Regions from separate parts of the Homo sapiens genome. Here region 2 is linked to region 1. A link is a contact called in ENCODE Hi-C or POLR2A ChIA-PET data. All regions are on one chromosome and are shown on one strand. The core of a region is the stretch at or near the end of the contact, and the rest is flanking DNA. Distances in the headings are between cores, read along the strand shown. Region 1 holds the start of NDUFV1-DT (NDUFV1 divergent transcript). Region 2 holds the start of TMEM134 (transmembrane protein 134).

The links. Hi-C counts contacts between places; a loop is a spot of excess contacts on that map. ChIA-PET counts read pairs that join two places held with the same protein, here RNA polymerase II (POLR2A). Pooled maps may share reads with other maps.
Region 2: a loop to region 1 is called in a map of naive thymus-derived CD4-positive, alpha-beta T cell, with 11 times the contacts of the local background. The contact joins the promoter of TMEM134 here to the promoter of NDUFV1-DT in region 1. A Hi-C loop is called at or near these places in 1 of 168 maps with a recorded cell type or tissue (naive thymus-derived CD4-positive, alpha-beta T cell) and 13 of 50 pooled maps. POLR2A ChIA-PET finds 5 or more read pairs at or near these places in 5 of 52 experiments (PC-9, Panc1, activated B cell and 1 more).

Annotation. Positions count from the first base shown.
Region 1 is chr11:67,601,261-67,607,955 of GRCh38, reverse strand. NDUFV1-DT (NDUFV1 divergent transcript) reads left to right here and starts at 1,250. Exons shown (of 3, transcript NR_130935.1): 1 at 1,250-1,337; 2 at 1,945-2,063; 3 at 2,853-5,076. It overlaps NDUFV1 (NADH:ubiquinone oxidoreductase core subunit V1), which reads right to left and starts at 1,020. Exons shown (of 10, transcript NM_007103.4): 1 at 880-1,020. The coding sequence starts at 951. RefSeq lists enhancers at 942-1,071, 1,452-1,511, 2,411-3,096, 3,783-4,468.
Region 2 is chr11:67,468,001-67,475,519 of GRCh38, reverse strand. It overlaps TMEM134 (transmembrane protein 134), which reads left to right and starts at 6,269. Exons shown (of 7, transcript NM_025124.4): 1 at 6,269-6,501; 2 at 7,428-7,492. The coding sequence starts at 6,328. RefSeq lists enhancers at 5,865-6,044, 6,033-6,657 and silencers at 6,195-6,334, 6,545-6,684.

The DNA of each region.
Region 1 (6,695 bases), core at 1-2,500:
CGCGCCCGGCCATTAGTAAGCATTTTGTTTAGCAGGTACTGGATGGAAGCATTTTACATCCAAAATCCCATTTCATCCTCATAAGAACTCTGATAGGAACGATTTTCTCTGTTTCACAGAGGAGAAAACTGAGGCTTGGAGCAAAAGGAGCTTATGGAAGGTCTCACAGTCAAAAGCAGCAGGTCCAATTTGAGCCCAGGTCTGTCGGTGGCCAAACCCACAGCTGCATCACGGCACCACACAGCCCCACAAGCCGAGTGTGGCAGCTTGGCCCTTTCCCGGCCTGGCTCCCCTGCTGGACCAAAACTTGGGTAGGCCAGGGGCCTTTTATATTCCTACCTCGGCCGAAGAGGCGAAATGTGTTTACTGATGGGAAAGAAATGCCTCCTTAACACACAGGTGATGGAGGGGCTCACTTAGGATGAAATGAGGAGCCCCACGACCCAGTGGAGAGCGCACCAGCTGAGGGCGACGGGATTCCCATCCTTTTAAGAGCACTTTTCAGCCACTTCAGGGCGCAGAGCAGTGGACGGGAAATCAGGAGGTGCGCATCCCTAAATGGGGCAATGACCCCTTCACGCCCTACAAGGCTGTGACAAGGAGAGAATGAAAGACTAGGGGTCTTCACAACCTGCAAAACTTCCGCCAGGCCGAGGACTGTAAAACAAGGGAAGCCAGCAAGTCAGAGGGTCAAGGGAGTCGGCCCCGCGTTGGGACCCGTTCCCCTACTTCAACCAGGCCGGAGCGGGGGCCTTCCCGCCTGGCCTGGGGAGAAGGGCTCTCCAGAGGCCACTACAGACCCCAGGGACTGCTCGTGCACGGGCGCGGCCGCGACACCCGGCCCCAAACACCCGTGGCCCCAGCCAGGCTGGGCCTCACCGTGTCGCCGCTGAAACGCACAGATACCCGCGCGGGAAGCGACCAGCCGAGCAGCCGCCGTGTTGCCAGCATCGCGGCGGGCCAGATGGGTCACCTCACGCTGTCACCTTCATAGCACTGAGGCTGAGGAACTGGCGCGATAGAGACGCTAGGTGGCGCGCAGGAAAGACGTCACGCGCCCGACGCCAGCGCCGCGCACCGGTATCGCTGCGCCCCTTCAACTTCGCCAGCGGCCCCGCCTCCTCGGGGGAGGACTGAGAGGCCAGTGCCTTGGCGCCGGGGCTTCTGGGAGATGTGGTCCCACCGGCCTGGGGTCCGCCTTCCTCCCTCCACCGGGCTGGCATTTAGCGGTGGCTGTCCCCACCGCTCGCTCTTTCGCTCCCTCCTTAGCTCGCCGGCTCCCAGCCTTTGATGCCACAAGTAAACAAACCTCGCATGTCGCCTTCTGCTGGGTCCTGGTGTGTTCCACTTTCTATAGATTCGGCGTTTAGTGTGCACCTGCGGTATGCATCGGTGTATCATGGGAGGAGTGAAAAGTCAGGCAGGTCATAGCCCGATCCTCATGACTACGTTGCAATTATTCTGCCCAGTGCGAGCCCTGCCAGACTGTGGGCTTCCCCACCCCGGGCGTCCGTGTGCTCGAGGAAGGATTGCAGACTCCAAGGCAGGGGGTTGTTCGCGGAGTTCTTCCCAGAGGGCCTGTCACGGAATCCTAGGCTGGGGTGAGGCAGAGAGGATGCAGATGGTCAGTGCACGGCACAAACTCTTGCTGGCGCCGCTGAGTTCTCTCAGCTCTTGTCAGGAGAGTCCAGCACTTTCTGCTTCTGCCCAAAATCCTGGCATGGTCCCTGCTGCTTTTGGAATCAGCCACTGGTCCAGGATTTAAGGGCTCTGCGACCCCGTCCTTCGCCAGGGTCATCACGCCCAGGCCACTGCTGTGAACCCCACCCCCGTCCCCCAAGACCCCTTTCTGCCGTCATTAGACTTTAGGGCGTTTGTGTGGCTGTCCCCCTCCCTCGGTTTTCCCCTGACCTGAGGAGGTCCCTCTGTCCTTTGCCTTCCCAGGAGGTCTTGGAAGCCTGATGAACTCGTCTTTTTCAGTTTCCTGGAACCCTCTGCTGTGGTCCTCGTGATAAGAGTGACCTTTTTGGCCTGCTCTCCCCAGCTCTTTTCCAGTCCTCATGGTGAGGAACCATCTCTGTTCTTTTGTGCTGTAATCATCCTTCCTGATCTCTCTAAAACGTGCTGTTTACAAAACTCCTTTGCAGCTATTTTCTCACATACCCCACAGCAGCCCCACAAGGTGTTCACTCCATTTTGTCCACGAAAAAACTGAGGCTCAGGGGGATTTTGTCCTTTGTCTGTGGGCATGAAGCTGCTGAGTGGTGGAGCTGGACTGGAATCTAGGCCTTTCTTCCTTTCCACAGTGCCCCGCACACAGCAAACCCACAGAACAACTGACACGCATGTGACAGTCACTGTGGACGTCAGTGACATTCCCAAGAGAGGCACCAAGAAATCTCTTCCCTGTCTGAGGTTTCCCAGACAGATAGAGTAGTATCAGGCCCAGAGCCCAGGAGTCCTGGCTGCCAGCCGCAGGCCCCCTCTCTTGGTCAGGGAAAGAGGTTGCCTAGGCAAAGCTGGGGATTACACAGCTAATCCGGGCTCAGACCTGAGTCCTCGGATCCCTCCCTTTGGGGCAGAAGAAGGGGGGCAGGTCAGAGCCAGCCCAGCGGGTGGATTCCTTCCTCATCTGTCTCTAACTGGGTCAAAGGAATACAGGCTGAGGGAGATGCAGGTTGGGGATGCTGGGGACAGGAGATGCTGGGCATGAGGGGGGATGGAAAACGGAGAGTGAGGGAAGGATCCTCTGTTCATTCAGTGCCAGGCTCTGGGCCAAGCACTTGCCATGTGTTACCTCCTTAATCCTCCAAAACTCCAGCCTCAGGAATGATGAGCCCTGTTTTCAGAAGCAGGGTATCAGCATTGCTGAGTGGCCTGCCCAGGATGACACAACTGCCAGAACTCGGCCTGAGGTCTCCTAACAACAAATCCCCCACTGGTCCCCACCCACTGGAGCACCTACTTGCCAGGCTTCTCAAGCGAAGAAGGAGATCCACTCTGATGTCATCTCCCAGGAGCCTTCTCTGCAGCATCTCAGGTCCTGGCTCTCACCTCCTCAGCACCCATCCCATCCTGTGTCACTCTGTATATCAGCCTCCCCAGCCAGCCTCCAGGCCACAAGCCAAGAGGTATCAAGGGCTCCTCCCTGTCCCACTGGCCCCACATCCACTGTGTCTATCTGGTCAACTTTACCTTCCAAACATTCCCTGCACAGTGATAGATGGCTGTGGCCCTGTCATCTCTCACCTGAAATTAACAATGTATCCTTGGGGCCTCCCACCCTCACATCTTGGCTCCTCCAGCCCCTTCTCTGCAAACATGGAACAGTGGGATTATTATAAATCTCAGACCCGTTTTGCCCCTTTCCTGCCTGAGAGTTTTTGTGGTTCCCCACTGCCCTCAGAACAAAGCTCAAGACCCTTTGGCCTGGCATTCAAGGTCCTTTGTGCTGCCACCTGTCAACCTCCCCAGTTCCAGCTCCTTTGGCTTTGCCCATACAAGCTGGATCTGCACCAGAGGATCTGTCTTCCTCCCAACTTGGCCCTAGTCCTCCTAGGAGCCCTTTGGACGTCACCTCCCCCAGGAAGCTTTCTGCAACCACCCTACAACCGTCCCTATAAACTTTATAAAACCAATTAGTGTGGGGAAAAGCAAGAGAGATCAGATTGTTACTGTGTCTGTGTAGAAAGAAGTAGACATAGGAGACTCCATTTTGTTATGTACTAAGAAAAATTCTTCTGCCTTGAGATTCTGTGACCTTACCCCCAACCCCGTGCTCTCTGAAACATGTGCTGTGTCAACTCAGAGTTGAATGGATTAAGGGCGGTGCAAGATGTGCTTTGTTAAACAGATGCTTGAAGGCAGCATGCTCGTTAAGAGTCATCACCACTCCCTAATCTCAAGTACCCAGGGACACAAAAACTGCGGAAGGCCGCAGGGACCTCTGCCTAGGAAAGCCAGGTATTGTCCAAGGTTTCTCCCCATGTGATAGTCTGAAATATGGCCTCGTGGGAAGGGAAAGACCTGACCGTCCCCCAGCCCGACACCCGTAAAGGGTCTGTGCTGAGGAGGATTAGTAAAAGAGGAAGGAATGCCTCTTGCAGTTGAGACAAGAGGAAGGCATCTGTCTCCTGCCTGTCCCTGGGCAATGGAATGTCTCGGTATAAAACCCGATTGTATGCTCCATCTACTGAGATAGGGAAAAACCGCCTTAGGGCTGGAGGTGGGACCTGCGGGCAGCAATACTGCTTTGTAAAGCATTGAGATGTTTATGTGTATGCATATCTAAAAGCACAGCACTTAATCCTTTACATTGTCTATGATGCAAAGACCTTTGTTCACGTGTTTGTCTGCTGACCCTCTTCCCACAATTGTCTTGTGACCCTGACACATCCCCCTCTTCGAGAAACACCCACAGATGATCAATAAATACTAAGGGAACTCAGAGGCTGGCGGGATCCTCCATATGCTGAACGCTGGTTCCCCGGGTCCCCTTATTTCTTTCTCTATACTTTGTCTCTGTGTCTTTTTCTTTTCCAAATCTCTCGTCCCACCTTACGAGAAACACCCACAGGTGTGTAGGGGCAACCCACCCCTACAAATTAGGGAAGAAGTAGGGGGAAAAGATGAAAATAAACCAAGCCTGCAGCATACTCAGTATTCATCATGAGGTCAGCTGCTCTCTGACCTGCTTCCTCATGGCTGGTTGGTGCCTGTTGTCCCGGAGTGACAAAGACCCTAGATTATAGCTGCCCTTAACTGCTGTATAAATAACAACTTGAACATGAAATGCTAAATTTTCCTTTTGAAGTATTCCTTCAGATCCTGCATGCTGATAAAACTACTGACTCAACTGGTCCCCATGAGGAGCTGGCTCACCAAAGAATGCGGTTTCCAATCCCAATTATTTCATGCCCCTTGCTTAGGCAATCAACAATCCCAAATTTCCAGCCCCTTGCCCTCCACAATCTCCTTAAAAAATTCAGTCCAAAACTCCTTGGGGAGATGGATTTGAAGGTCTCCTCCCATCTCCAAACTTGGTGCCCTGCAATCATTAAACTCTTTCTCTGCTGCAAACCCTGCTATCTCAGTGTAATTGGTCTGTTACTGCATACATATGGGCATACAAACCTGTTGGTCCTACAACAACCCCATACAACTATCTTGAGCACCTATTGTCAGGCCCAGTGTGAGTAAGGCACGATCAGATCTTCCCCAACCCCCAGCATAGAGCTTCTCAAGGGAGGGACTTACTCAATATTGTAATCAAATATTATATTTGAAAAATGAAAAACATCAATTTTTTTCCTGTGTTTGAAATTGAAGAAATACCAAAAAAGCAAGAAGAAAGTAATAACATTTTATGACCATCCTGACAATACCTGTTACTGTTTCTAGGTGATTTTTTTTTTAATATTTATTTATTGAGATGGAGTCTCGCTCTTTCCACCCAGGCCAGAGTGCAGTGGTGCAATCAGCTCGCTGCAACCTCTGCCTCCTGGGTTCAAGCGATTCTCCTGCCTCAGCCTCCCAAGTAGCTGGGATTACAGGTGCACACCACCACACTTGGCTAATTTTTGTATTTTTAGTAGAGACAGGGTTTCACCATGTTGACCAGGCTGGTCTCGAACTCCTGACCTCAGGTGATCCACCCACCTCAGCCTCCCAAAGTGCTGGGATAACAGGCGTAAGCCACCGAATCTGGCCAAATTGTTACTTTTTCTCGAACTCGTGAACTCTCGGCTCACTCATGCGCCACCGTGCCCGGCTATTTATTTTTTTTTTTTAGTAGAGACAGGGTTTCTCCATGTTGGCCAGGCTGGTCTCGAACTCCTGACCTCAGGTGATCCGCCCACCTCGGCCTCCCAAAGTGTTGGGATTACAGGCATGAGCCACTGCGCCTGGACATATACTCTGTTTTTGTTTTCACTTCATATTCAGGAAGGGGGATAGAGATATTAGCTTTTGCTTGGACATGAAATTTAGGTATGATCTAAAAATTTAAGAGTAATCACTAAAAATAAAAGTAAAATGTGTAACTTCCAATAGTAGGGGAGAAGGGACTAGCACAAAAACCTCAATTCAACTGAAGACAAGAAAACAAAGTAAAGAAGAAATACAGGGAAAGAATGCTAAATAGGAAATACAGGCCAGGTGCGGTGGCTCACGCCTATAATCCCGACACTTTGGGAGGCCGAGGCGGGTGGATCACTTGAGGCCAGGAATTCGAGACCATCCTGGCTAACATGGTGAAACCCCGTCTCTGCTAAAAATACAAAACATTAACCGGGCATGGTGGCAGGTGCCTGTAATCCCAGCTACTCGGGAGGCTGAGGCAGGAGAATTCCTTGAACCCGGGAGGCAGAGATTGCAGTGGGCCGAGATCGTGCCATTGCACTCCAGCCTGGGTGGCAGAGCGACTCCGTCTTAAAAAAAAAAAAAAAAAGTTTTTCTAGTTTTTCTTCTCTGGTCTTGATGTGTTTGAGAAAGACATAGTGGGTTTCAGGTTGTATCCTGCTGTCTTGAACTGGAAATCTTTTTTTTCCATGAATTTAAACTGGAAAGAGTAAAGTCTATCAGTCACGGCTGGTGGGGCACGCAAAGGACAAGGTGAAAGTATTTAAGGCAAGCAGCACAATGAATGACGCATCAGGCCCAGGCCTCTCTCCCTGCTGGCCCAGCTCAGGGGCCAT
Region 2 (7,519 bases), core at 5,020-7,519, 140 kb after region 1:
GGTGGCGGGCGCCTGTAGTTGCAGCTACTCTGGAGGCTGAGGCAGGAGAATGGCATGAACCCGGGAGGCGGAGCTTGCAGTAAGCCGAGATTGCGCCACTGCACTCCAGCCTGGGCGACAGAGAGAGACTCCATCTCAAAAAAATATATATATAATATATTATATTATGTATATTATATATATTATCATATATTATATAATATATATTGTATATAATATATATTATATATTTATATATTATATAAATATATATAAATTAGCTGGGCATGGTGGTGGGCACCTGTAATCCCAGCTACTCGAGAGGCTGAGACGGGAGAATCACTTGGACTCAAGAGGCAGAGGTTGCAGTGATCCGAGATCACCCCACTGCCCTCCAGCCTGTGTGGCTGAGCAAGACTCCATCTCAAAAAAAAAAAAAAAAAAACGGGAATCTTGCCCTGTCATCCAGGCTGGAGTGCAGTGGCACAATCTCGGCTCACTGTAACCTCCGCCTTCTGGTTCAAGCGATTCTCCTGCCTCAGCCTCCCGAGTAGCAGGAACCACAGGCACCCACCACCATGCCCTGCTAATTTTTTTGAGACTTTGTCTAAAAAAAAAAAAAAAAACTTGGAACAGAGGCGAATGTACAATAGCTACCCTTGCCCCTCCAGAGGTCACAGTCTATAACCCCATAAGACCCAAGAACAGCAGAAGTAAGTGAGCAATAGGATTAATTTTGGCGGGAATCAGGGCAACAATAGGACTGGTGGCACCCTAGGGTGGCCTTGCTTACCACGAGTCAACCGTAAAGAACTTGACTCAAACCCTAGAATCCTTAGCCACCAACACGGGTCAGGCCTTAAAGGGAATTCAAGAATTTCTAGACTCTTTGGCAAACATAGTTCTCTGTAACAGATTAGCATTAGATTATTTACTAGCTGAACAAGGTGAAGTTTGTGCAGTTATTAATAAAACCTGCTGCACATGTCTTACCAGCTCCAAACAGACTGAGGCTAACATTCGAAAGATCTATGAACAAGCTACTTGGCTACATAGATAGAACCATAGCACCAACCCCAGCAATATCTGGTCAACTATCAAAAATGCCTTCCCGAGTCTCACCTGGTTTTTTACCTCTCCTAGGACCTTTGATAGCCATCTTGTTATTCCTAATTTTTGGCTGTGGTTGTTTAAACTCTTAGTAAGTCTTTGAGATTGCAACAGTTTCAGGTAAACACAATGCTGGCACAAGGCTTCCGACCCATTCATCTACTGACCTGGGTAATGAAAGTATCCTGTCTTTTGGACCCTTAGATCGGGTATCAGGAGATTTTTTTTTTTTTTTTTTTTTTTTTTTTGAGACAGAGTCTCGCTCTGTCACCCAGGCTGGAGTCCAGAGGCGAGATCTTGGCTCGTTGCAACCTCCACCTCCCGGGTTCAAGAGATTCTCTGCCTCAGCCTCCCAAGTAGCTGGGATTACAGGCGTCTGCCACCATGCCCAGCTAATTTTTGTATTTTTAGTAGAGACGGGGTTTCTTTTTTTTGTTCGTTTGTTTTTTGAGACGGAGTCTCGCTCTGTCGCCCAAGCTGGAGTGCAGTGGCGCGATTTCAGCTCACTGCAACCTCCACCTCCCGGGTTCACGCCGTTCTCCTGCCTCAGCCTCCCAAGTAGCTGGGACTACAGGGGCCTGCCACCACGCCCAGCTAATTTTTTGTATTTTTAGTAGAGATGGGGTTTCACTGTGTTAGCCAGGATGGTAGAGACAGGGTTTCACCATGTTGGCCTGGATGGTCTCGACCTCCTGACCTTGTGATCCACCCGCCTCAGCCTCCCACAGTTCTGGGATTACAGGCATGAGCCACTGCACCCGACCGGGTATCTGGAGATTTTTACCTCTCCAGTGCTAGGAAGGGGCTATGCCCATAAACTCAACAGGAAGCAGTTACAGAAGATGGATCTCTGCCCTTCCGCTGCCCTCTTAAGATTAAGAAGGAGTATCTAATCTCTGAGCGAGGAATGAGGTAGGTGGCAGGACTCAGCTCTGGAGGTGGGACACAGACACCAGACCAGATTGAGAACTAGCTAAAACAGGGAATGCTGCGCATGGTGGCTCATGCCTGTAATCCCAGCACTTTGGGAGGGTGAGGCAGGTGGATCACTTGAGGCCAGGAATTTGAGACCAGTTTGGCCAACATGGTAAAACACCATCTCTACTAAAAATACAAAACTTAGCTGGGTGTAGTGGCGGATGCCTGTAATCCCAGCTACTCCGGAGGCTGAGGCAGAGAATCGCTTGAACCCAGGAGGTGGAGGTTGCAGTGAGCCTAGATCGTGCCACTGCACTCCAGCCTGGACAACAGAGGGAGACTCCGTCTCAAAAAAATAAAACAGGGAAGAGGTGAAAGCACCTCTCCATAAGACCTAAGACCCGTAAGACCAGTGCATGTCAGTTTACCATTGCCATGGCAACACCTAGAAGTTACCACCCCCTTCGGTGGCAATGACCTGACGGCCCAGAAGTTACCACTCTTTCCCTAGAAATTTCTGGATAATTCACCCCTCAATTTGCATGTAATTAAAAGTGGGCATAAATATGGCTGCAGAACTGCCTCTGAGCAGCTGCTGGGGGCACACTGCCTGTGGGATGGCCCTGCTCCACAAGGAGCGACGCCTGTGCTGCTGCTGTGCGCTGCTGCTTCTGTAAAAGTTGCTTTCCAATAAGTAAAAAATAAGGCCAGGCACGGTGGCTCACGCCTGTAATCCCAGCACTTTGGGAGGCTGAAGTGGGCAGATCAACTGAGGTCAGAAGATGGAGACCAGCCTGGCCAAAATGGCGAAATCCTGTCTCTACTAAAAATACAAAAATTAGCTGGGCGTGGTGGCAGACGCCTGTAATCCAAGCCACTTGGGAGGCTGAGGCAGAAGAATCGCTTGAACCCAAGAGGCAGAGATTGCAGTGAGCCGAGATCACACCACTGCACTCCAGCCTGGGCGACAGAGCAAGGCTCAGTCTTAAAAAAATAAAAAATTTTAAAAAATGTTTAAGTTGCTGTCTAACACCACCAGCTCACCCTTGAATTCTTTCCCAGGTGAAGCCAAGCACTCTCTTGGGCTAAGCCCCAATTTTGGGGATCACCTGCCCTGCATCAGCCTTGCTACGCTGAGGCTGATCTTGAATTCCTGGCCTCAAGTGATCCTCCTGCCTCAGCTTCCCCAAAGTGCTGGGATTACAGACATGAGCCACTGCACCCAGCCTGAAAAGGAGTGATTATTCTTTGAGAGCATGTTAGACAAAGAGTCAAAGACAGACAGATAGGAAATATGTGCAAGGTCATAAACCAGCAAGGAATTAATGATTAGATATGTTGATATGCAAATTAGTGGAAAAAGGCTAGAAACCCAATAGCAAAAAGAAAGACCAAAGATATGAAAAGCCAGTTCACAGACAAGGGACACCCAATGGCTGACAAGGGCACAAAGAGCAGCTCAAACTCTCCAGCCATCAGAGAACCCAGAGGAACATGAGGTACCACTTTAAATTCATCAGATCGGCAAGCCATTAAAAAGTTGGATGGTACCAAGTCCTGAGAGAACCAGAAGCCTCAGGTGGAGTGTCAACTCTCACAGCCACTCAGGAGAGCATCTGTGGTACCCTGTGAAGTCATGAGTGCGTGTGCCCTATAACCTGGAAATCCTACCCCAAGGGGAATTCTCCCACAGTCCATAAGGGGACAGCAGGAAGATGTTAACTGCAGTGATGCCTGTGATGGCGGGGTTGAGGCCAGTTTGAGTGTACAACACTGTGGAGGTGAGGTGGATCATAAAGGTGCTAGACACTCAACATGGTACAACATGCATGTAGCCTGTAGAAACAATAAACAAATGCATATGGAAAACAGCATCGAGAGCAAAAATGTAAACGTGTAAGTAACAGAACTGAATTTTCTGCATGACATCATGTTTGTAAATTGCAAACACATCCACATAGGAGACAGTGCCATACATGGTACAGAGCCAGGCAGGCTTTAAGGACGCCGACTGAGCATGCTGACATGGGTCTGATGGAAGGCAGGGGAGAGGAAGGAACCTGGGAAGTGAAAGAGGGTAAGTGAATTAACATAACTCGAGAGGGGCCTTATTCATAGTGTTGATGTGTAACAAACAGAAGTAGACTTGACTCAGCTCTGTACATGAGGCCATAAAATGAACATGAGGCCGGGTGTGGTGGCTCATACCCAGCACCTTGGGAGGCCGAGGTGGGCAGATCACGCCTGTAATCCTAGCTACAGGGGAGGCTGAGGCAGGAGAATCGCTTGAACCCAGGGGGCGGAGGTTGCAGCAAGCCGAGATCTTGCCACTGCACTCCAGCCCGGGTGACGGTGCGAGACTCTGTCTCAAAAATAATAATAATAATAATAATAATAATAAGGCAGGGCACTGTGGCTCATGCCTGTAATCCCAGCCTCCTCGGGAGGCTGAGGCAGGAGAATCACTTGAACCCAGGAGGTGGAGGTTGCAGTGAGCTGAGATCGCACTCCAGCTTGGGCAACAGAGCGAGACCCTGTGTCGAAAAAAACAAAAACAAAAAAGAACTCTTGACTAAGGTCCATAAAGCTCTCAAGGCTCTGGGGCCCATCTACTCCTCCCAGGCTCATCAAGTCGGCCTGCCCCTTTCCTTGCTGCTCAGCCACACTGGTTTTCTCACATTCTTCCTCCACAGGCCAAGCTCCTTCCCACCTCCTGGCCTTTGAACGTGCTGTTCCCTGGTGCCAGGAAAACACTGAACCTTGCTTTTCTCACAGCTGGCTCCTTCATCATCGGCATTCCTGCTCAAATGTCACCTCTTGGAAAGGTCATCTTTGAGTACGAAATCTAAAGTCAGTTTTGCATCACACAGCACTTGAAACTGTCTCATTTTGCACTGTTTTATTCACCACTGTATCTATAGTGCCCAAAACAGTGTTTGGCCCTAAATAGATGCTTAATAAATACTTGTGGCAGAAATGAATGAGGGGTTTGCCAAAGTCCCAAGTACTTACAAGTGGTAGAATGGGGATTTGAAACCAGGTCCACCTAATTCATAGAGTACTTCTGCTCTTCCACCCCCACCGCCCCCCACCACGGTTCATTTTTTTTTTATGGAGTCTTGCTCTGTTGCCCAGGCTGGAGTGCAGTGGTGTGATCTCCACTCACTACAACCTCTGCCTCCAGGGTACAAGCGATTCTCCTGCCTCAGCCTCCCAAGTAGCTGGGATTACAGGCACTGGTCACCGTGCCCAGCTAATTTTTGTATTTTTAGTAGAGACTGGGTTTCACCATGTTGGCCAGGCTGGTCTCAAACTCCTGACCTCAAGTGATCCACTCTCCTTGGCCTCCCAAAGTGTGAGCCACCGTGCCCTGCCAAGAGTTCAGATTTTATTCTAAGTGCAATGGAAAACCAAGGGAAGGTTTTTTTGTTTGTTTTGTTTTGTTTTTTGAGACGGAGTCTTGCTCTGTCGCCCAGGCTGGAGTGCAGTGGCTCAATCTCGGCTCACTGCAACATCTGCCTCCCGGGTTCAAGCAATTCTTCTGCCTCAGCCTCCCAAGTAGCTGGGACTATAGGCATGCACTACCACGCCCGGCTAATTTTTGTATTTTTAGTAAAGACGGGGTTTCGCCTTTTGGCCAGGCTGGTCTTGAACTCCTGACCTCAAGTGATCCACCCGCCTCGGCCTCCCAAAGTGCTGGGATTACAGGAGTGAGCCACCGAGCCAGGCCAGCAGCAAAATTTTTAAAAAGGGTTTTCAGAATAACACACGCAGATAAAAAGATTTGTTTTAAAAGATCACTTCGGCTGCTGCGTGGAGACTGACTGGAAATTGGAAGACACATAAGCTCTCTGAGCCTCGGTTTCCACATTTGCAAAAATGGGGAGAGCACCCCTCCGGTGCGGGGCTGTTGTGAGTAAGGTGGGGAAACAGTTCCCAGGAGTCTCCTTGGCACTCGAGGAACAGGCTGCGGTGCAAAAGGCCCTGTCAGGGACCTGGAGGTTGGGGCGTGGAAGCCCCTCCAAGCCCCCGCACATACACGCCTGGGGGATGTGTCCGAGCCCGGCACGGGCTGTCGCTTGCCATGGCGGCCACTGAGTGGCGTCACGGGGCGGGCGCGCTCCGTCTGGAAGAGGCTCCCACCCATCAGCCCGCTCAGGGCTCGGCAACTCTGGCCTGCTTAGGGCGGACGGGGGCGGGACCGGCGCGTGGGGCGGAGCCAGGGTCGGAGGGGCGGGGCATGCGGGGGCGGGGCAGCGGCGACGCTGGGTGTGTGGGCGCAGATGGCGGCGGCGCACGGCGCCTGAGCGGGCCGGGGCCATGAGCGCCGCCCGGCCCCAGTTCAGCATTGATGATGCCTTCGAGCTGTCCCTGGAGGACGGGGGCCCTGGGCCCGAGTCCAGCGGGGTCGCGCGCTTTGGGCCGCTGCACTTCGAGCGTCGGGCCCGGTTCGAGGTGGCTGACGAGGACAAGCAGTCCCGGCTGCGCTACCAGGTGAACCGCCCGGCCCACCTAACCCCCTGCCCCCGGCCGGACGGGACCCCAGGCCGGGCCCCAAAGGCCTCAACTCGGGGAAGCATCTGCCTAGAGGCCCCAGCTGAAGCGCGAGACCGCCCCCCCGCCCCGCGGACGTGACTCTTGATCCAGAGCCCTGCCCAGGCCCTCCCGGTTCCCATACCGGGCCCCAGCCAGCCGGGAAGAGCCCAGTGCCCGGGCCCGGGAGCTCATCCCTCAGCTCCAGCTGGGGAACCCAACCGGATTCCCCACTCATCCTGGCTACTCGCACCTGGCCCCCGCTGGGTTGGGGGAGCTCCTCTGTATCTGAACCAGACCTTGCCCCACACGCAGGAGCATCCCCTGTGCCCCAGGCCAGCTAAGCTGATGGGAACCCGCACGCCTTTCTCTATTCTGAAAGCCCTCTCCCTAATCCCACCACCACCCCTAAGAGCTGGAGCTCCTCTCACATGACCAGTCCTTGCCCACCCTTTGGCTCCCACTAAACCAGAAAAACCCATTTTCCCAGAAAACCTCCACCAACCCTAGGCTGCTTTTCTTGGAGACCTGGACCAGAACCCTGTGCCTTGAACCTGGGAACTCTGGGCCTGGCCTTTCCTGGCACCCCAATTCCCAAGCTCCCATTCTAGGCCACTGAATGAGAGCTCCACCCTAACCCAAAGTTGGGAGCTCTCCTTTCCCTGGGATCTATGCAGGCTCCTGCTCCCCAAAGCCCTGGCATCCACCCACCTCCTACCTGGTTTCTGTGAATCACCAAACCCGTTCTGCGGGGAGGGCAGAGGGCCAGGTGAACAGCTGCCAGGCGGCCAGGCAAATGGTTGTGTAGGCCTGCTTTTCTCTTCCCGGGAGGGAGTGAGGAAGGGCCCCAGCCCAGCAACCCCCCTGAGACCTGTGTTCTGCAACAGAACCTGGAGAACGATGAGGATGGAGCCCAGGCCTCTCCGGAGCCGGATGGGGGAGTCGGCACCAGGTTAGGGCCAGGTGGGGACCCAACCCT